Regions from separate parts of the Homo sapiens genome. Here region 1 is linked to region 2. The links are chromatin contacts, found by Hi-C or POLR2A ChIA-PET in ENCODE. All regions are on one chromosome and are shown on one strand. The core of a region is the stretch at or near the end of the contact, and the rest is flanking DNA. Distances in the headings are between cores, read along the strand shown. Region 1 holds the start of LOC105374777 (a long non-coding RNA gene). Region 2 holds the start of LINC01800 (long intergenic non-protein coding RNA 1800).

Evidence for each region. Hi-C counts contacts between places; a loop is a spot of excess contacts on that map. ChIA-PET counts read pairs that join two places held with the same protein, here RNA polymerase II (POLR2A). Pooled maps may share reads with other maps.
Region 1: a loop to region 2 is called in a map of heart right ventricle, with 4 times the contacts of the local background. The contact joins the enhancer-like site here to the promoter of LINC01800 in region 2. A Hi-C loop is called at or near these places in 59 of 168 maps with a recorded cell type or tissue (A673, B cell, CD14-positive monocyte and 36 more), 22 of 37 single-sample maps with no recorded cell type and 42 of 50 pooled maps. POLR2A ChIA-PET finds 5 or more read pairs at or near these places in 17 of 52 experiments (A549, A673, AG04449 and 14 more).

The regions. Positions count from the first base shown.
Region 1 is chr2:64,766,814-64,774,058 of GRCh38, reverse strand. LOC105374777 (a long non-coding RNA gene) reads left to right here and starts at 5,862. Exons shown (of 6, transcript XR_940177.3): 1 at 5,862-6,013; 2 at 6,188-6,486. RefSeq lists a silencer at 5,679-6,178 and an enhancer at 5,577-6,422. Within about 2 kb of position 3,048, at least 2 of the 41 ENCODE cell types and tissues checked have a DNase peak (open chromatin) inside an H3K27ac peak, as active enhancers do; they include adrenal gland and heart right ventricle, where a contact is called at or near this core.
Region 2 is chr2:64,859,079-64,866,476 of GRCh38, reverse strand. LINC01800 (long intergenic non-protein coding RNA 1800) reads left to right here and starts at 2,846. Exons shown (of 5, transcript NR_110224.1): 1 at 2,846-3,063. RefSeq lists silencers at 660-859, 6,368-6,571, 6,331-6,850, 6,888-7,182 and an enhancer at 5,821-6,040.

The DNA.
Region 1 (7,245 bases), core at 1,799-4,298, 93 kb after region 2:
AAAACAGGAACTGTACCAAGGACAGGCACAAATGGTTGACACCCGTGGCCATACACAGTAATCAGAGCAAAAGAAGATTAAAAGCCAAGATCAGCCACGAATCCGGAAGAGCTCCCTGCTCAGGCCCCGCCCACGGGCTGTCTCCTAGAAAACCTGTCCTCCAGTGATCCTCTGTAATGAAGTGGTACCAAAACATAAAGCAAGAAATAGTCAACTGAGCAAGATGCTCTGCGGCCAAGACATGATGGACATCAGAACAGAGTGAGAAGGTCCCTGAGCAGTTCAAGGTGGAGAAGGGCGAGGGGCAAAGTAGAGGTGGAAAGGGTTGTTGTATTATATATAGTTTAGGCTACTGAGAACAGCTGACTGCTGATTAGGAATTCCCAGACTGGAAGGATTATACAAGACTTATTAAGCGGAAAGAAAGCGAAAGTAGTTACAGCTACATGGGCTCCGACTTGTAAGTAAGGATGATGTGGAGAGCTGGGTTTTTGCGCTGCTCCAGATGAGAATCTTGGGAGTCTGAGGCTAGTAAACAGGTGCCACTATATCCTGGGTTTAGCCCACATCACCAATATTTTGTTATTCAAATGTATTAACATTTCAGTAATGGTATATACAATCTCCAGCCTCCTCTGCCTCTTCCCACTTCTAACTTACCTACAGTTTTACATCTTGGGAGGTCATCCACTAAGAAAAGTGGGCCAAGAGTGGGTGAAACCCAAAATAGCTAATTTTTCTACTACACATGTCAACTCTGGTTTAAAGTTTTTTCCCCCCTGGGGAGGAGATTAAAATCACAATAACAGCAAAAATGAGAACTCATAATTTTCTATGGATTTCAATTAACATTATCTATGAAAGTACCATCCCCCACTACCACTAATTACCAAGAATTTACTATAGTAGGATGAGAATATTGAGACACAATTACAGATGTAAGTATAGACACATGTGCATACATTTCAAATTTAATATTGAGAAGAGGTCATTAGAAATAGAAAGGTTTTGGGGGCTCATTTTTAGGATATTTTTAAAAGTGAAATAGAAAGATTTATTGTTATCAGATAACTGAGTTATTTTACCATGGGAAAAATGTAAAATTTTACATATTGAAATCCATAAATGCTCAAGAAGCCTAAATAAAGATTATTTACCAAAAGCTAAAATGTAAGTTATTTTTAATAACACACAGACAGGTGGATCGATTAGAGTAGAAACCAGAAGTGGGAGACTTAGCTAGTTATTTACATTATCTGTTTAAACCAAAAGAGAGATTTCACTCACTCATTACTGATTATGTAGTGTAGACAGTCAATGTAGGTAACTTAGGTCAAAATACCCACATTGTGACCCAGCCTTTCTAAATTATTGTTCTTCATCAAGCCAAAGTTACTAATCTCCTCTTGTGTTATACTGGTCACAGGAAAAAATGAATTCAATTTCAAAACCAGGTCACCACGTCAACAGTTTTGAAATCAATTTTTATAACTTAATGGCTGATTTCCTCACAGTTCGCCAAAACACCAGCTCTTGACCTATTTATTTCTTTCATTTAGATATAATAAAAGACTAGAGATCATCTTTAACCTAGTCTACCCTTTTAAGTGAGTTAAATGAGAGTTTTTTTAACAAACCTTTGATTATTCCGCATGAATACCCACAATTCAGAGACATAGTTCTATTTGAACACCATTCATTAATTTTTTATATAAATCATAGACATTTAGAGTTAAAGGTATCTTAGAAATAAACTAGTCTGTATCAATCAGCATCTTGCAAGTGACAGAAAACGAATTTGATCCAGCTTAGGCAAAAGGGGTGAATCGATTGGAAGGACATCTGAGTGTCCCACTTAACTGCAGGCAAGGCAAGGGTACACGTGGGTCTCAGAAACACTTGATACAAATGCCATCAGAGGGACCTATCTCTTGTCTCTGCTTTTCACTGCATGTTTGCTTCTTAGACTTCACAGGGTGAAAATAGGGCTGCCAAATGGTCCTGAGCCCCACTCTACCTACTTTTACAGACTCACCACCACAGAGGTGCTGATTTTTCTCAGTACCAGTTCAAAACAAAACAAAAAAAATCCCAGGGAAGTCCTCTGATTGGCCCAGCTTGTGTCAGATGCCCACTCATGGACCAATCAACTGTGGCCAGGGGGATGGAGTCATGTAAGAAAATGGTAATCCCAATAGTTGGGGGCTGGAGAGAAACAGTTTCTGGAAGAAGGGAAGGATGATGGGAAGATCCACCCCAACCCCAGAGTTCATCCTAATTCATTTTACAAACGTGGAAATTTAAGCTCAAAGAAGTTAAGTGACTTACTCAAGGGTACAACCTGTACTTAACTCTTCTGGCACTTAGTCCAATGCTTGGTTTACTCACCCACACTGCTGTTCATTCTGTGGAATTTGCATTTCAGGGTCTTCAGCACAGAAAAGGCAGGGGCTAGGGTGGAGTGGTGGGGAGGAATTAGGGTCTTACGCTACACTTAAACTTCTACCCAGGATTTTGTTGGAGTTCCAACCTCATCAGTCTGTTATCTGGTTTTGCTTTATTTTCTTACTGGGGGAATGGACACCCCAAGCGGGACTCTCCCTGTTGCCCTCCTACCCTGTCAGTTCCAGGGGGCTCAGCCTGTTCATGCTGAATAATTATCATAAGAACACCTTACACTGAGAGAGGACTTACAATGTGCCCAAGACGGTCCGTTGTGAGCCTTCCCTCATTTAGCCCTTACAGCAGCCCTATGAGGGAGGTATTAGTGGCATTATTATCTCCATTTTGCAGATAAGAAAACTAAGGCACAGAGAGGTTAATGAACTTGTCTAAGGTCACAGAGTGGGGAAGGGATGGAGGCAGGGTGTGAATGCAGGCAGGCTGGCTCCAGAGTCCTTGTTAAGTACTGCAGTTCTACTGTTCTTTTCTAGTCAAACACCTCCAGCCTGTGGCTGCCTGCACTCAATCCGGTAGGGTCTGGGACTCCTCCAATGTCTGCTGACCTAAGTGTTGGCTCATCTCTGGGGCTGTTGCCAACCTGTCTCTGATCAAGGCTCTTCCCACTACAACTGTACTGCTCCCCACCCTCATCTTTTGCCACTGCTGCCCAAGCTGCAGCGTCTTGCTCGGGGCCTGCCTCATCACTGCTGACAGCTGCTGTTGCCGCGACTGCTCCTGGTAATGGATCTGCTCTCTTGCTGCTGGAAGGAGCCAACTCTCCTGCTCTGTGCAGATAAAGGCTTTGCTCCCCAAACTTGATAGCACAGCTTAGGACAGTTTAGGGTCCTCTCAGAAATCCTTGCTCTTTCAGGTTTACAGATTCTCCTTAAAAGGACCTGAATCAAGTTCCAAAGGAACAAAGGTGATTGTCATAGTGCTCTCTTTGCAGAATTGTAGACCTCTGTAAACACAGACCTGGGTCCCTAAGTGATAAATAAGAGAGAGCTACTGCAACTGTCCCTCACTAGATGATGAGTTTTCAGGTCCTCGTGGTTGGGAATGGCCTTTATCTCCTCCTTGTTCAGAGGGGTTCATATTACAGGCTTTGGAGCTAGACAGCGGTTTGAGTCCTGGTCTACTACTCATTAGCCTTGTGACCAAAGGCAAATAAACCCTTAATCACTCCTCTCTGCTTTGGTTTTCTCATGTGTAAAATAAGAGTATTAATATATATCTCAAAGTCCTCTTGTTGCTAAATGAGATACTGAGATTAAAGCACATAGATTAAATGAGATACTGTGTTAAAGCACATAGCAGAGTACCTAGCATAAAATAAATTTCAATACTGATACAATATGATTATTATTTTAGAGTCTTAACCCTGCTGGCTAGAACCTGACTTTTGGATGCTCAAATCTTTACAATGTTTTGAAGGGTGTGAGGCTGGCATGTGGGGCTAGGATTGCTCATGACCTATAGCTTGTTCTTGATTCCCCTTCAATCTAGGTCCTGGCTGGCAGAAAGCAGGTTTGGTAACTTAGGCAGGCAGAAGAGGTGGCAGGATGGAGGAAGGGCTCCTGATACAGAGCTGGTACCCACAAAGACAAACCTGTCAGTTACCCTGCACTTCTCTCTCCTCAGCTGGACAACTCTTCCTCATCTCTGCATGTTGTCATTGCTGCCACTGGTTGTAGGTTTTTCTGTCATGGCTGCACCACATTCATTTCTATCTGGTATCACTTGCGGAGAAACGTGATCTGTGCTATGTCCAGGCCCCGCCCAACCTGGGGGTCAGCCCTGGCAAAGAGAACTGCCTCCTAGATATTTATCATAATTGCACAACCCCCACTCCTACCTCGCCCCCTCACCCTGGGACCACTCACACACCTTCTTACCTCCAAATATTTCAGCCACAAACAGCATGCTTTTTGTTAAAATGTTAACCATTCTTTTGCCTGATTTTTTTCTCACGTCCCACATCTAGGAGCTATTTCTGATTTGCTTGGTTGATAAAGGGTTGTACTTTGTACTCTAAACCACACCCAGAGGAAACAGCAAAGTGGCCAGACATTCCGCAGATGAGGACAAATGCAAAAAAATGAGACCAAGGAGATGGCACTTCATGGGTGAATGAAAGATGCCAGTCTCTTTCACATACTATATAATCAAAATTTTACTTTAAGATAAGTGGAGGGTGGCATGCTGGCTCACACCTGTAATACCAGCACTTTTGGGAGGCCAAGTTGGGAGGCTCCCTTAAGGCCAGGTGTTGGAGACCGGCCTGAGCAACATGGTGAGATCCCATTTCTAAATAATAATAATATGATAATAATAATAAACGGATGTTGTAAAATCCCTATTTAGAGACCTAATTTGAAAATACTTCCCCCCCCACCGCCGCTTTTCCTGCATGCCTTTTTTATTGTAAGCAAGCACCCAAGCACCCTAGATATTACAGAGGTTTGTGATTTATTCAGCTAAGACGGTTTGACCCATATGTAAGTATAAAATCCCAGTATCCCCGACTCCCTGAAAGTGGAACTACAACACATTATTTCCCTCAGATAAAATGCAATGAAATTCTCTTGTCCCCTCCCTACCCCAGGAACGCTTGAGCCCTTAAGGGAACAGAACTTATGGCAGTAGGAAGAAAAAATCATGCAGATACAGTTACTTGTGACAAAAAAAAAAAAGAGGAAATGAATTGGAGAAAACAAATTATGAGAGGGATGGAAATAAAACCAGCACTTCGAAAAGGGCAGAAGAACCCAAAGAAAGCGCCAATCAAAAGGGAGAAAGAATTGCAGCACCAAAAAAAAAAAAAAAAAAAAAAAAGGTGCAAACTGGGGCAAATGTATGTGTGTAGGGAGAGAGGGAAGGAGGAAAAGAAGGAGGGAGGGAGAGAGGGAGGGATACCTGGACAGGGTCAAGCTGGAAGAACAAGCAGCGCAAGACAGGAGTCGGGGTGGGGGAATCCCAGAAAAATCTGTTTACAAAAAGACAGGCTTATGGAAATTCCAAAAGTGACTTTAGAGATTCAGATCCAAAATAGAAAAGGACCCAAATACACACATGTCTGTGTGTATTTTAACCAACTGCTGATGTTCTATCTAGACTGGAGGAAATTCTCCCCGGCCTTGAACAGACGCTGTGAGATTTTAGATTTCAAGAGACCTAAATTATCTTCCACGTAGCCTCTTACTGCGCCCCCGCGGCCCGCTTGCCCCAGGCCAAGCCCTCGGGCGCGGCTGGGACACAGCGAGAACGCGCGGTGCGCTGGGGCTGCCCCCTCGCAACTCCCTCGCATTGTCTGCCCGCCTCCCAGTGTCTCCGCTTCCCAGGCGCGCTCGGGTTATTGTTCTCCCTTCGCGGGCAGGGAGGAGGGTAGGACCGGACGGGGGAGGCAGCCGGGGGATGCGGGAGGCGGCGATCGGCTGCCACCCGAGCAGGGGCGCCTCGGTCCTTCGCACCCCGCCGTCCCTCCGCTGAAGACCGTGCGCCCCGGAGTGGGTCTAACGCAACCCTGAGCTCGGGTTCTGCAGAGGACCGGGTCCCCTGCCCCTGCCTGCAGGTCTCCAGCTCCTAGGAGGGAGAGGGGCGCGGGCCAGGGCGGGGAGCGGGAAGCCGGGCGGGCGTCCCGGTGCCGCGCAGTGGCTCCCGCGGGCTGCCTGGGCGCTTTCGGCTCGGGGGAGGGACGCTATGACGCACCCTGTCGGTATTAGAACACTTCACCTTCTATTTATAGACACTCCTCCGACCGCGGACCTAGCTGGCCCTCCCTCTCCTTGCCTTCATCGTGAACGAAAAATCCTACCTAGAATGGGAGATGCTAATACACAATGATCGGAAAGAATTCAATTTTGTGTATCCCTTTGTAATTCCAAGTATGAATTGCAGGTCTAATGATCTCTCTCTGGCCCAAGGAATTCCCCAATTTTCTAAAGCTTTAAAACCTACACTACTTTATTTTACATCCCTTCTAAATATGTCAAATTCGTCTCTTGTGAGTTCATGAAATATTCGCCAAGAATTTGCTCAAGCTGGGTAAGACGTAAGCCCATCGAATTCAGGGAAGGGATGTTTCTAGCTGGCTTTCTGTATCTGCGGAACCCTAGCAATTCTAAACGTAGCATTTATTCGGGAAGAGAGAGCATGTAAAGGAAAAATATTGCACATTTCAAACAAAAGCAAAGTTTGTCTTAGTGTTGTTGTTTTTTTTAATTGTGGCTTTTGGATACTGACTTCGTGCTTTTAGCTGTACACTAACCGTGTAATTATAGGTGATTAAAAATAGTTCTTACCTAGTCACGTTAACATTTGCAGTAATTAAAACGGGGAATTTTTTTAACGGTAATTTATTTCTTATAATTTGGTTGGTCTGCTGCAGTCAGCACTGAAGAGGAAGCCTGATTATCTTTCATCTTGGTTTCTAGTCAGTTTCACTTTCTAAACTCCACATACTCCAGAGTCGACTGCCTTTTAGATTTATTAAGAAAAAGGATTGGATATACATACATAGATATAGGTTTGTTTTTTAAAGCCTAACTAAACCATGGCTTGGTTACCATGCCAATTATTCTATAACCACAAAATTCAAGTAGAGTAGCATACAATGTACTGTTCTTGCTAACAACTAGTCTATGAAGTGGGGGTGTCTGTAAAAACAGCATTATTACATGGTTTTGCTGAGGAGAGTACTGTGCCCTACCACTGTATGAGTACTTAAACAACAACCACAATAGCAATTGTTAACAGTGCATTCATTATAAAACACCCATTTGATGGCAGGACCCTCATGAAAGA
Region 2 (7,398 bases), core at 1,597-4,096:
ATCCAGATACTCCCACTGGGCTACTGCAATGATTGGGACTAGCGATAAGATGCTGTGAACCTCCAATCAAGCAGGATTGTGAGAATGGGAAGTAGAATGATTGGAGAAAGGTTTAGGATGCAAAGGGTAAGAAAACTTGGAGCAACTGAACTAGAGGGTCTGGCCACTGCGGGCGGGGCATCCTGAAGAAACACTGCTTGTCAGAGTACAAAAGGATGCCTGGACAACCAACAACAGGAATAAAAAAAAGATTAAACGCTGCTTATTAAACGCCATTACCATATAGTATGTACACATCATGGCGTAATCATGTCTCTTTGGTGACGTTGGTGATTTCTTGATGTAGCCTGCCATCTGCCCTTGTTTTAAGGGTTCCCCTTCCTTGAGGCATTTGCATTTTAAAAGGAATCAAAGCCTGCAGGTGAAGGGATGATGCTGGATTGGTAGAATTTCAGGCATTCATTGAAAATGGATCAAGGGTTTTCTTTTATGTTGGCTCCTTCCCTAGGTTCTTGACTTCGGCGCCAGCCACGAAACCACAGAAAGCATCCCCCAGGACCTTGGCGTTGGACTCCTTTCATTCCCTTCCTCCCAAAGTGTCCCACTGTTGCTCTGACTTGGGGGAGCAGGGGTCTCCCTGGCCCTCCCGGCTGCTCCCGGCTCAGGAGCGTGGGAGGTGAGGGGAGGTGAGGGGACACGGCCGGGGGCGGCTCGGTAGGGGCCCCGCGCGGCCGCCAGGGGGCGCTGCGCCGCCGCCGAGGCCGCGGCCGCCTGGGCGTGTGGCCTGGCGTGGGCACTTTTGTGTTGTTTAGATGCCAGCGTTCGCCGCTCACTCCTTTCTCAAACATGTTTCTAATTTACCCAGTATGTCTTCTACGGAAAAAAAACTTCAGGGAAAAAAGATGCATGCTTAACGTCAGTGCCAGGGTGGGCAAAAAGGGGTTTTGACACCAGATGCAGGTTTAGTTCCCGAACCCTCCGGGCCTGGGGTGAGCCGCCAGCAGGCCCCCTCCACAGCCGCTCCTCCCGCTGGGGACAGAGGCGCCTGGAAACGCACACGCCCGAACCCGGCCGCCCCGAGAGCCGCGCGTGGAGCCAGCACGCCCGCAGGCGCTCCTCCTGAAAACGGGTTCGGTTTCTGGCCGGGCAGGTTCAGAGCCGGTGCCCAAGGAGGGGAAGGACGACGCGGCACAGAACCTGGCGCGCCCACGGAGGGGGCCTAGCCTGGGCTTCTGGCCTTGCCCGGGCACTGCCGGCACTCCCGGGGAGCAGAGAGGCGGAGGGGGCACTGTCCGTGCGCCGGGGGCAGCCACCGGGCACAGGGCGGGGTGGGGGAGGTGCGGGAGGAGAGGAGAGCCAGAGTCCGGTCTGATGGGGGTCGGGGGGGACGTGGGAAGCAACAAGCCTGACGCCTGCAAATAGAAGTCATCAGGAAAGAGACCTCAAGGCCCATTTGACTGCTGGGAGGTCTCCGGGGTGGGGTCCTGGGGGGAGGAGTGTCTGATTGGCGGCTAGGTTCTGTTTTTCAGACCAGATTAAAAAAAAAAAAAATTCCCCTGTCGCCTGGGGAGATGTCTCAGTCACTTTTCTCCAGCAGGAAGCTGCTTCATGTTGGAGCCTCCTGGGATTGGCAGAGTTAAAAATCCTTTAACCCAGGATGCCTTGGGCCTTTTGTTCAGCCCTGACAATAGAATTGGGTGGAGGGGGCTGGGAAGGCAAGTAGCTGGGTTAGAGATGCATCCGTGGGGTGGGGGTATGGGGAAGCTTGTGTTCAGCCACTGGGTACATGAAAGCAACTGTGTGTGTGTGTGTGTGTGTGTGTGTGTGTGTGTGTGTGTGTGTGTGTGTGTCGGGGGAGGGTATAAGGGAGCCCAGGGACACTGGGGCACCAGCTCGTTAACACGTGTGTATGAATGCCGGCTGTGCGCTTGGCAAATCCTTAATTACACAGGGAGAACTTCCTGAACCGGGAACTCAGTATCGGTCCCTGAAAGGTTGGGTAATGGCTTCTTCTTGCATCTGGAATCCAAGGGGACCAATCTCTCTGGCTCCCCTGGGCTCTCAGATTCTTCTAGATGTCTTTGTCTTCTAAAATTCTGGGATCCCAAGGGAAGACACATAGTTAAGGACACTCAGAAATGCATACCTTTCAACCCTACTAATCATCCTAAAACCTGTGCTTTCAACATATCACGTCCTTGATCTGTAACCCTCAGGGGCACCCACGATCTCCAATGACTGGGAGTGATGGCATTTAAGTCTTTCCACCATGCAGAAGTTTCTTCCCTCATTCCCCATGAATTCTCTCCTGTAGCCAGCCTGGCCCCTCATAACCCCTTGGATATACTGTATCTTGAATTCTCCAGCCTTTCTGCAGTTGCCTTCCTGGGACATTCATTCCCATGTTCACAATCTAGCCAATTGTATCCCTTCTCTATTCAGTTCTAGCATCAGTCAGTCAATCAACAAGCATTTATTGAAAGTCCACTATGTACAAGACATGTTCTAGGCCCTGGTAATACATCAGAGACTGAGACAAATACCTGTTCTTAAGGATTTTATATTTTAATGGGAGAAACAGAGTAGACTCATGGCTCACGCCTATAATCCCAGGACTTTGGGAGGCCAAGGCAAGAGGATCACTTGAGGCCAGGAGCTCAAAACCAGCCTGGGCAGCAAGTGTCTTCTTTTGCCTCTGCAAAAGAAAATTAAAAATAACAAAAAAAGGAAGCTAAACTAGAGTATTGTGGTAGAGGGGTGTGTGTGTGTGCATGTGGGTGCATCCGTGTGTGTGGTAGGTTGATGGGTGCTGTTTTATTTAGCCAGGGAAGGTCTCTTTGAGGAGGTGGCATTCGAGACCTTCTGGGTGGGAAGGAGGCAGCCATGTGGTGATCTGGGGAAGAGTGCTGCAAGCAGAAAGGCAAGTAAAAACAAAAGCCCTGAGGCAGAAATGTGCTCCTTATGCTTAAGAAACACCGTGAAGGCCAACGTGGTTGGAGCAATGTGAGCAAGAAGAATAGAGGGGCCTTGGGAACATAGGTAGCTGAGTCCTCATGGATCAAGGTAAGAAGTGTGGGTTTTATTTTGTTGCAGTGGGAAGCCTTTGGAGGGTTAGAAGGTGGGGAGTGAAGAAAACAGTTAAGATACTATTGCAAAAGTCCTGGCAGGAGGAGATTTTAAAAACCACAGTTGTGGCTATGGAGATGGTGAGATGTGATACTGGTTTCTGGGTCAGTTTTGGAGGTGGGAATAGATAAGGCTTACTGATGATCTGACCCAGGACTAACTGGGTAGTCCTATGTTGGGGGTAGGAGGTGGATCCATAATTGTGTTTGGGCCATGCCAAGACCTATCAGACATCAGGTAAATATGTGTAGACAGCTTTGAGTCTGGAGTTCAGATTTAAATTTGAGAACCAGCATGTAGGTAGTCTTCAAAGCAGTAGGCCAGAATAATTCCACTTAGGGAGAGAGTCAAGAAAGAAGGTAGCAGATGGCTGAGACTGATGCCACTCCAACCTTTAGAGATCTGGTAGGGGAAAACCCAGCAGAGCAGACTGAGGAAGACAGCCCATGACACTGGAGGAAAACCAGAAGATGGTGATTACAAGGAACTCAGCAAAGGAAGTATTTTGAGAAAGAGGATGTATCAGTCTGCTATTGCTAGGTAACAAACAACCACAAAAATCTCAATGGCATAACAGTAAATATTTATTTGATTCACAAAGCTGTGAGTCAGCTGGAGGTTGGCTAGATGAGGCTGATGTTGGCTGGGCAGCTCTAAGCCACCGTTGGGCTGAGCCTGCTCTGCATACATGTCCCTCACTCTTTTTGTACCTGCAGGCCAGCTAGGGCACATTTTTCTCCCATGGTGATAATAGGCACAAAAAAGCAGGTGGAAACATAAAATGCCTCTAAAGACCTAGATTTGGAACTGGCACCATGTCACCTCCTCCTACATTCCATTGGCCAAAAGGGGTCATGCAGCCACGCCCAAAGTCAAGGGGCAAGAAAGTACAGTATAGTCTACATCTAGCGGGAGGGACTGCAGAGTCGGATTGAAGGGGATAGGGATAGAGTGAGGCAGGACAAGAAATAGGACCCATAATTCAGTCTTCCACAGAGAGAGTGGTCAAACGCATTCAGTGCCACTGACAGGCCAGATGAATAGAGGATGGTGAACTGGCCACCAATGTGACCTTAAGATGTCAGTCATTGGCATCCTTGATAAGAGCTATTAAAACAGACAACTAGGGCTAAAAGCCCAGTTGGAGTGGGTGGAAGTGAGAATGAGAAGTGTGGAGGTGGAGATGTCAGTGTGTAGACAACTCTTTCAGGAACAGTCACTCTAAAGAGGGGCAGAAACATGGTATAATAGCAAGAAGGGGATATGAGGCTAAGGCTTTAGAGCTTTTTAAGTCCCATTTAACTTCCATGGAAAGGCTCTGGTAGGAAGGAAGAAATTGATGAACACAACAGAAAGGGGATAATTGTGCTGGCAAAAGGGGATGGGGCCCAGGGCACAGATGGAGGGCTCGGCCATGGGTGGTGGGTGGAGAGAATGCAGAGCTATAGGCATTCTGGTGGCTTTGGAGGGAGGTAGGAAGATCCGGCAACAGATCGTACCTACTTTCTCTATGAAGGATAGTCTGAGGTTACAGTGAGAATGAAAGAGGAAGGGGAGTTGAGAATATGCAGAGAGAGGAGAAAGTGTGACATTATTGCACTGCGGAGAGGGAAAAGGAATTTTCTAAGTAACTGTAGTAGGATTGTCCAACAGTTCAAATGCCTGTTTGAAATTTATGGCCAGAAATTTGAATTGAGTCCATCCAGAGTAGCTGGCCGATTTTCTTTAGTGGTGTTCAATTGCTCAGGTGCAGGTGTGAAGTAAACAGTTTGATTTAACCACAGCTGGGTTTTCGCCCAGTGAATACAATGGAGAGAGACCAGAGCAAGGAAGGTAGGAGTGTTTGCCAGGGAGATTTTGTGTGCTGGAGCATGGAGTTTCAGTTCTCAGCTGGCTGAGAACGAAGGCCTGAGGGGAGAGATGTCATGAGAAAACAGGAGAGTCATGGAATAGAGGTCTGAGATGGGAAAATTGCTGAGTCCAAGAACTAAAGTAAGTGACCTGGAGGACTGATAGGTGAAGGGATCTCTGGATCTGAGAGTTTAGAGATGGTGTAGACATTCATGGTTCCAAGATCTAGCATATGACCAGGAGGCTGAGGCAGGGCAGGAGGAATATTCTGCTAGGGCTAAGGATATTAACAGTCTTAGAGATCGGAGTGTTGGGTGGGTCATCAGCATAGATGCTGAAGTCACCAAAAATGATGATATGAAAGGAGATAGAGCCTGATACTAAAATAATCAAGGGTTGGGGGAAGTGACTAGGAGGGTGACAGATGACATTAGGAGGGGTGATTTGTGGCTTTTTTAATTAAATATTTTTAATTTTTAATACTTTTTAGAGTAGTTTCAGATTCACAGCAAAATTGAGTGGAAAATCCAGAGTTCTATATATCCACCCTCCTGGGAGCAGTGTCCCCCACTATCAACATTCCCCACCAGCATTTGTTACAATTGATGAACCTAAGTGACACATTATCACCCCGAGTCCACAGTTTACATTGATGTGAATGCTTTATTCTTACTTTACATTACTTTTGCTGTTGTACATTCTGTAGGTTTGAACAAATGTATTATGACATTTATCCACCATTATAGTATCACATCTAGTAGTTTCGCTGTGCTAAGAGGCCGGGCTTTTGAAAGAGGAAGGAGAAACCGTTTAGAAACTTCAGTGATCAATGCGGAGTACATCTTCAGGCCCTGAGCTGCATAGCTGGAGGGAGAAAAGAGCCTCTACTGGAGAGGGCTATAGGGCAGCAGTGTCCTGGGGGCAGGTGGGCTTCTGGAAGAAGAAAGTGAGGGTCCTAGTTTTGGAGGAGCTTGAGAGTAGAGGCCTGGGGTAAGACTGGGGAGCGCAGGCAGGGTGGAGGCAGGGTTGGCTGCTGGGTGCTCAGCAGTGTGGGGTCGGGCATGTGTGCTGTGGTGAGTGGGGGCGGCTGGGGCAGGTGGCAGGCCCTGGAGGGAGGTGGCAGGTCGGATACCCTCACCTCGCCCTGTTGTGGAAGCTTTCCAGAAGACTTTGGGGAAAAACAGACTTCCCTTTCCAGGAACCCCTCTAAATTCGGTTGGTCGTGGTTCTCGGGGTTTATTATGTCCTTCCCGGTATCTCCAGCGTTCTTCTTCTCTGTGGATTTCTTATTTCCTCAATTAGACGAACGTTTGGGCAGGAACCCCAGCTCTACCATTTTACACCCGCTCAAGTGCAATACAGCACTTGACACATCATGTTTGTTGATTGCGTTGGATACAAGTGCGGTTTGGTTTCCCTTCCCGGCCAGGAATCCAAGAATGCACCCTCACCCCGCGGCTGCCTCCCGGGGCCAGCTGCCGTGCTGGTCCCCGGTAACCCGACGCCGGGCCGCTCCCCCTCCCGCCCCGGGGCTGCGGCCGCCAATGGACGCAGCCCGAGCCTCCGTCTGGGCCATGGGCCCCTCTCGGCGCCGCCCCCGCTGGGCTGGAGCGGGGGTGCCCGAGGCAAAGGGCCTGCAGGCGCGCGAGCACAAACCGGCTCCAGTTCCTAGCCCCTGCTCGCCTCCCTCTTCGTGTCCCGGCCCCGGCCCCGCCGGGACACCTCTGCCCCCTGCCTCGAGCCCAGGAGGCCAGGCTGCCGCCCCAGGGCGCCCGGGCAGTCGCAGACGGCGGCCTCCAGAGGGCCACGCCGGGGCCTCTCCCAGCCCGGGAGCCAAGACACTTGGCTCTGGCCTCTCTCCACCGTTTGATCTGCCCAGAGACCTTGGGCGGTCCGAGAGCCTCCGAGCCTCAGTCTCCTCATCTGTAGCTGGGGCTGGGCCCTGCGCACCTCTGAGTGGAGTGATGCAAGGGTGAAGGGTGTGAAAGTCTCCCTGTGTTGCCCAGGGGTCAAGGTCAAACCCAAGACACAGTGCCGCCAGCAGCTGCCCCGCCCGCAGCAGCTGCAGAACCGCAGCTCCTCCTGCCACCATCCAGGGAACTCCCTAGCTCCAGAGGAGGAGCCTATCAAGGGCACTTGGCTTTCCTCCACGTCCCCGGCACGGCACGAGGCGTTTCCTGCAGCTCCTAACTTCCAATGTAGAAATCAGCTCCGGGTTTCAGCAACCCTGGGAGAGGAGGCTGGAAATAGACGCTGGGCCAGCAGGAAGGTGCACAGGCGGGACACCTTTCAGCTGCCTGTTTCATCTCCCGTACATGATACTTGCTAGAGTGTAATAAGTGTACCAGAGGAAACACTCACTGACAAAGCCTATTTTCTCCCCAGATGGTTACAAATGCACATTCTTGAGTGACCTTCTAC